Linked DNA regions of Homo sapiens: region 1 is linked to region 2. The links are chromatin loops, found by intact Hi-C in ENCODE. Cell type or tissue: ovary. All regions are shown on one strand. Each heading gives the region's core, and the rest is flanking DNA. Links, peaks and the distances in the headings are about the cores only. Region 1 has its middle 24 kb from the start of TMEM181. Region 2 overlaps SYTL3 (synaptotagmin like 3).

Region 1 (2,905 bases), core at 282-2,781, 130 kb before region 2:
CACATGCTGAACTCACAGTCTCTCTCATTTCAGAAAACAAATCTGCATGTGTGTTCTCTGAAGTTCTTCTTAGTGCGGCTCTTGATGCACTATATTTTGAATATTACCAAACCTGAGCTCTTTAAAAAAAAAATACTGAGGCCGGGCGCGGTGGCTCACGCCTGTAATCCCAGCACTTTGGGAGGCCGAGGCGGGTGGATCATGAGGTCAGGAGATCGAGACCATCCTGGCTAACAAGGTGAAACCCCGTCTCTACTAAAAATACAAAAAATTAGCCGGGCACGGTGGCGGGCGCCTGTAGTCCCAGCTACTCGGGAGGCTGAGGCAGGAGAATGGCGTGAACCCGGGAAGCGGAGCTTGCAGTGAGCCGAGATTGCGCCACTGCAGTCCGCAGTCCGACCTGGGCGACAGAGCGAGACTCCGTCTCAAAAAAAAAAAATACTGAGATGATTAAACACAAATGCTCATGTTAATGAATTAAGGCTAAAACCTAACTGTGCGCAATGCAAGATGATCAGCAGTTATGGGAAGATGTGCAAGCCCTGATAGGGAGCCTGGCTAGCATACAAAAGCTGTTCCAAAATGTAAAGGGAGGGAATAAAAATACAGAGCAAGGAAGAGTGGGTGGAGTGACAGAGTAGGCACAGACAGCAGGAAACATGGGAATGCTGAGACCACTGGCACCTGAGTGGTCATTAGACTTGCCTGTGGAGTTTGGACAAATACAGATTCCTGGGATCGATATTCCACAATTATTTAGGTTCAATTGTGTAGGTTTTGTCCCTAAAAGTAAGAGGTTTCCCCCAGTGCAGGCAGGATCAACCTTGCGTGGAAACCTGCCCTGGGTTCAGTTGGAAATGCACTAACATCGTCTGGAAAGACTGTTTTTCCACCTATTATTGGAAAAATTCACAAGAGGAGATCACACCACGCTTTGGAGAAGCCATTCCGTAGAAGACGTGTTAACTGGTTAACTATAGTTTGCACACTAGTGTTGAGCTTGTAGAAGGTGAGAAACTCCTCTGCCTAGACTTTTTTTGGTGGTTTTAGTACATGTGGGAAGAAGCACCTCACTTGGACACACTTCATTTAAAAATAATATTTATTATGACTATAACCCTAATGGGCTTAGTTTTAAATGTTTCTGCATTCGGCCAAGTGGAGCCCAAGAAGCCAGAAGTCGCCCGCGGGAGCTGTCCGCGGTGCTGAACGCGGTAGCCGGCTTCAGCCTTTGACCTCCCCAGCAGGAAAGGGCCTTCGGTCCGCCCCCAAGCACCATTTTCCTTCGTGCTCCCACCTCCAGTGTCTTCCCTTCCCAGCGCTGCCAATGGCGAGGGCGGCACTGAGATTTTTGTCCTGGGCGGCAGACGACCTTGTGTTGCACTTCCTCCCCCGCCTTCTGCCTCTCCCGGGGCGGCGGCGGATGGGCGCGGAGGCGGATGGGCGCGGCTCCCTCCCCCACTCAGGCCTCTTCACGGGGCGGGGGGCCGGGTCCCCCAGCCCCCACCCGCGCCGTGTCCAGCTCCTCGCGTGCTCGCGGCGGAGCCCTGAGCGCACTGGGTCCGAGTCCTGCGCGCCCCCTCACCACCTCCCCCGCACCTGCTCCTCCTCCTCGGTCCCGCCCAGCGCGCCAGCAGCCCGATCCCCAGTGCTGGGAGAAGAGAGGGGGCGCAGGCGGCGACACAAAGGGTGGAGCGGCGGGACCGGGACCCGGGAGGCTGCGCGGCATGGACGCCGAGTACCCTGCCTTTGAGCCCCCGCTCTGCAGCGAGCTCAAGCACCTGTGCCGGCGGCTGCGGGAAGCGTACCGCGAGCTCAAGGAGGACCTCACGCCCTTCAAGGATGACCGCTACTACAGGTGGGCGCGGCGCGGGCAGCGGCGGGGCGGCCGGAGGCTTCCGGGCCGCAGTCCCCTCCGGGACCCCGGCGCGCCCCGGCCTTGGCCTGGTCCCGCCGACGGCCGCCTCCGCCGGCCGGGCGCGGAGCCTACGGATGGGGACGGGGTCGGGGCGGGGATCTGGGAGGGACCAGGAAGGGGACGGGGAGCAGGGATACTGGCAGCGGCGGGCAGGTTCCTGGATTCAGGGCAGCCCGGCGCCCCCGGGCGAAGGGCCGATTTCCGTTCAGCTGAAACCCAAGCCGAGGCTCCCGCCTCCCCGGAAAGGAGCTGCGGGTTGTGGCTCCTCCCTGCGCCCCGCGTCGTTCTCCCCCCGCGCCCGCCTCGCCGCCCCCGCTCGGGCCTCACGCGGCGCAGTCTGGGGAGGCGACCGCGCGCGCTGCGGCGTCGGGAGGAGGGTCTTGGCCGCAGCTCTGAGCGCCCTAGGCTTTGCAGGACGCCTCGGAGGCGGGGGCGCCGCCAAGGGCTGGGGGCGGATGGGCGCGGCGGGGAAGACGCGGCGGGGCGCCATGCGGGGACACGGCGCCTGGGAGCGGCTGTGTGGAACTTGTTTGCGTTCATCTCTGTCTCCCTCTTCAGCGGCCTAGGGGAGAGCGGTGGGGACTGCAGACCCTGGCGCCGGCCCCCGCCCCCTTCCTCTCTGCGCTCTGCAGTTCGGAGGGGAAGGAAAGTCTGTTCACCGCCAATGGCCGATTTACCCAAAGGCTTGGCGGTGTCGGGACAGGACCCTATCGCGAGTCGGTAGAAAGCTCCCTCACCCCCCCACCTCAACCTTCCCCATCTGTTAAATGGGAAGTCTGAACCAGAAGGTCTCAGAAAGCTGAGGTTTAATCATGATTTACTCACTCTGTGCTAAGGATGGCGAGGGTGTCGCACTGCTATGGGGAACGGGTGGTCATTTTTCTAAGACCTATCCTGTACTCATCATAGGTACCTGCTCAGAAAAAGGCGTGTCACACTTATCCTCACATCTGTTAAAAAACCTAATGCCTTCCCACGGGCTAATCA
Region 2 (2,905 bases), core at 38-2,537:
ATGGATATAGGCAAGAAACCACAGTAGAATCAGCAGAACTTGTGACTTTGTCACCAACAGAAATCACAGATATTTTCATACCACATGATATGTTGTAGCTATCTCAAGACATTGTTTCTATTCATCACTACTTTGAAATTCTGGGAGTCCTTAGATCACTGCTAGATCTTAATATTTCATGCATCAAGGAACACATATATTACTATATTACAATTTTTAAATATTTCAGTATAATCAATTTCTTCCTATGTAACACAGCATACCTTATTTTATGCGTTTAAATACGTAGGCTTCACCAGACTACCAAAGATTAAGAAAAAGGTTAAGAACCTTTGCTTAAAGGAAATGCTACCTTAGAGCTCTGTTAGCCTCTCATTCACTAATTTGCCATGGATCATAAATTAATATAATGCAGATTTTTTTTGAAGCCTAGCAAAGGAAGTTTAGCTTTTAAAGCATTGAAAGGACGTCTTATCACTAAGGGATTCCCATAGATTTAATAACAAAAATGGTACTATAGGAAGTATATTGATTTGATCTTCTGCATTTTCTGGATAAAAGGATGTATGCAGAACCTTTCAGCTGTCATTAAACAAAAACAAGAGCTAATGCATAAGGCAGCTCATGAAACTTATTCAAGACTGTAAATAATTGATAGGCTGAGCTTGTGGTGGTGCTGCTTCATACATCCTTAATTGATTAAACATTTTTTGAGTGTTGAAGTTAATGGTAAAAATAATAGCCAACAGTTGGGAATGTCATTTTTCCAGTATTTCTTCAATTAGGGTAATGTACATTAAACACAGACTTTTACGTCCTCTGACCACTAAAGTTATGGAATCCATATTAGGAAAATTCAAGTTTGGAAGTTTGAGGCTTTTAGAAATATGAGAAGTGTTATTTAAGCAAATTTAAAATTTTACATTATCACCGCGAGCAGAAAATGCAAGGGTTTGTGTAGAATATTTTGTCTTTTTGGAAGTAATGCTGCAGAGATACTTAAGCCAAGAAAAATGTTGCCATTTTTTGTTTTCTTTTCTGCAGGTATTGAACGGGCTGAGCTTTTCATGATGGTTCCTGCTGACCTGGAAACATCTTAAATGGAAGGTTAGCTTCTATGAGTCACTGATACTCTTTTTATTGCTATTTCTAAATTTCCTTGGCTTGAAAATTACTTCTGCTTTGCAGAAATTATCTGCTTGCAGCTGTGGATAATTTATAACAATCTCTGGTGAAACCTCAGAAAAGAGATATGCTTTTGTCTTAGATGGATGTCAGCAGCTGCTGCAGAACCCGGTGAAAACACCCCCCGGGTAGCACGAGGCTCTGCGAGCCGTAACTCCGACAAACGCAGAACTTCTTGAGGCTTTCTTCTTCTAAGGAGTATGACACAGTTAAAAAGGAAAAAAGAACCACAAGCAAAACAGTTGCCAGTGAAATAGGAGAGGGAGCTCTTTAAACAAGGCTGGCTGCAGCTGGCCTCCGCCGCTCATCTGCAGGGCGTGAGCGCTTGGTCCATGCAGTGAAGCTCTTCCAACCTGGGTCAACGAAAACGGAGAAGAAATGGCCCAAGAAATAGATCTGAGTGCTCTCAAGGAGTTAGAACGCGAGGCCATTCTCCAGGTCCTGTACCGAGACCAGGCGGTTCAAAACACAGAGGAGGAGAGGACACGGTAGGCTGCCCTTCCCGGGGGGTCACTTTGGGTGTTTAGCTTTCTCTGCTTGGGGCCTGCCACTCCGTCGCCAATGCTGTTTGCTTACAAATCACTACCCACCTGCTGCTGGGCTTCGTGCCTGAGAAGGGTCCTAACGAAGGTCTGTTGGTGGAGATGATCCTCCTTATGTAACTAAACGTAGAGGACGCTCAGGAGGAGGAGGGAGGCCGCTCTTGTTATTCATTTAAAACGGTGCCTTTGGGCGGTAAGTTTGCTGTCTGCCATCTGCTTGTCTGTTTGCCGACTTCGTGGGAATCATTCAAGGGACATTTTCAGGCTTCCAGTTTACCCCTTCTTTAAGGAAAGACCTCCAGTTAAGGGTTTTCCTACCTCATTTTTGACGGTGCCGGGAGGTGTAAAGAAAAGCAAAGAAAGAGGCTCACAAGCAGCAACTCTGATGGAATCCAGCCCTGTCTTTTTTTCTTTGCTCGCTTTTGCTTCCCAGCTGGCTTTGAGGAAGGGGGAGCATAAAATATGAACCTGCTTAGCCTGTTTCCTGACCGCTTTGCCAACAGGGAACTCTTCCCTGTCTGTCTCTAAGCTGCACGGGCCGTTTGATATGGGTCAGCATTTAGAAAAGCGTGCTGAACTCTAGCAGAGCAGTGTTCCGCCTTAGCTGTCAAGATCCATCTTTAAACAGGTTGGCGCTTGTTTATCAATGTCTATGGAGGAAGTGAGGGTTTGGTTTCTAATGGCAGAACACATTAGAAAACAAAACTTTGGACAACCAAATGCTTGAGGAGTGAGGAGAATTTTCTGGTATAGTATTCTTCATCCTCCCTGTTATTTCAAAGCTTTCTAAGTGCACTTGTAAACTTTCTTCCATTAAAAACTATAATACAGTCTGGGCGTGGTGGCTCACGCCTGTCATCCCAGCACTTTGGGAGGTTGAGGCGGGCGGATCACCTGAGGTCAGGAGTTTGAGACCAGCCTGGCCAACATAGTGAAACCCTGTCTCTACTAAAAATACAAAAATTAGCCGGGCGGTGGCAGGTGCCTGTAATCCCAGCTACTCAGGAGGTTGAGACAGGAGAATCCCTTGAACCTGGGAGGTGGAGTTTGCAGTGAGCTGAGATCGCGCCACTGCACTCCAGCCTGGGCAATAGAGCAAGCCTCTGTCTCAAACCAACAACAAAAAAACGAAAACAAAAACTATAATACAGTGAGAAAAGTGAAATTTTATTTGATGA

The links. Peaks named below come from ENCODE experiments on the same cell type or tissue, not always from the same donor. Only the 100,000 strongest peaks of a DNase experiment are listed, where the experiment ranks them.
Region 1: it touches region 2 in a loop (2.3-fold over the local background); 1 of 110 quality-filtered maps calls a loop at or near these places.

What each region holds. Positions count from the first base shown.
Region 1 is chr6:158,535,008-158,537,912 of GRCh38, forward strand. It overlaps a transcript of TMEM181 not described here. Among named protein-coding and RNA genes, the nearest start is that of TMEM181, 24 kb to the right of the region's middle. RefSeq lists an enhancer at 2,070-2,364. In ovary, for the core only: no CTCF peak of the experiment used is centred there; a DNase peak (open chromatin) is centred at 1,230; H3K4me3 peaks cover 1,370 bases.
Region 2 is chr6:158,661,706-158,664,610 of GRCh38, forward strand. SYTL3 (synaptotagmin like 3) reads left to right here. Exons shown (of 18, transcript NM_001242394.2): 4 at 1,045-1,673. The coding sequence starts at 1,564. Among named protein-coding and RNA genes, the nearest start is that of SYTL3, 13 kb to the left of the region's middle. In ovary, for the core only: no CTCF peak of the experiment used is centred there; a DNase peak (open chromatin) is centred at 1,535; H3K4me3 peaks cover 631 bases; H3K27ac peaks cover 972 bases.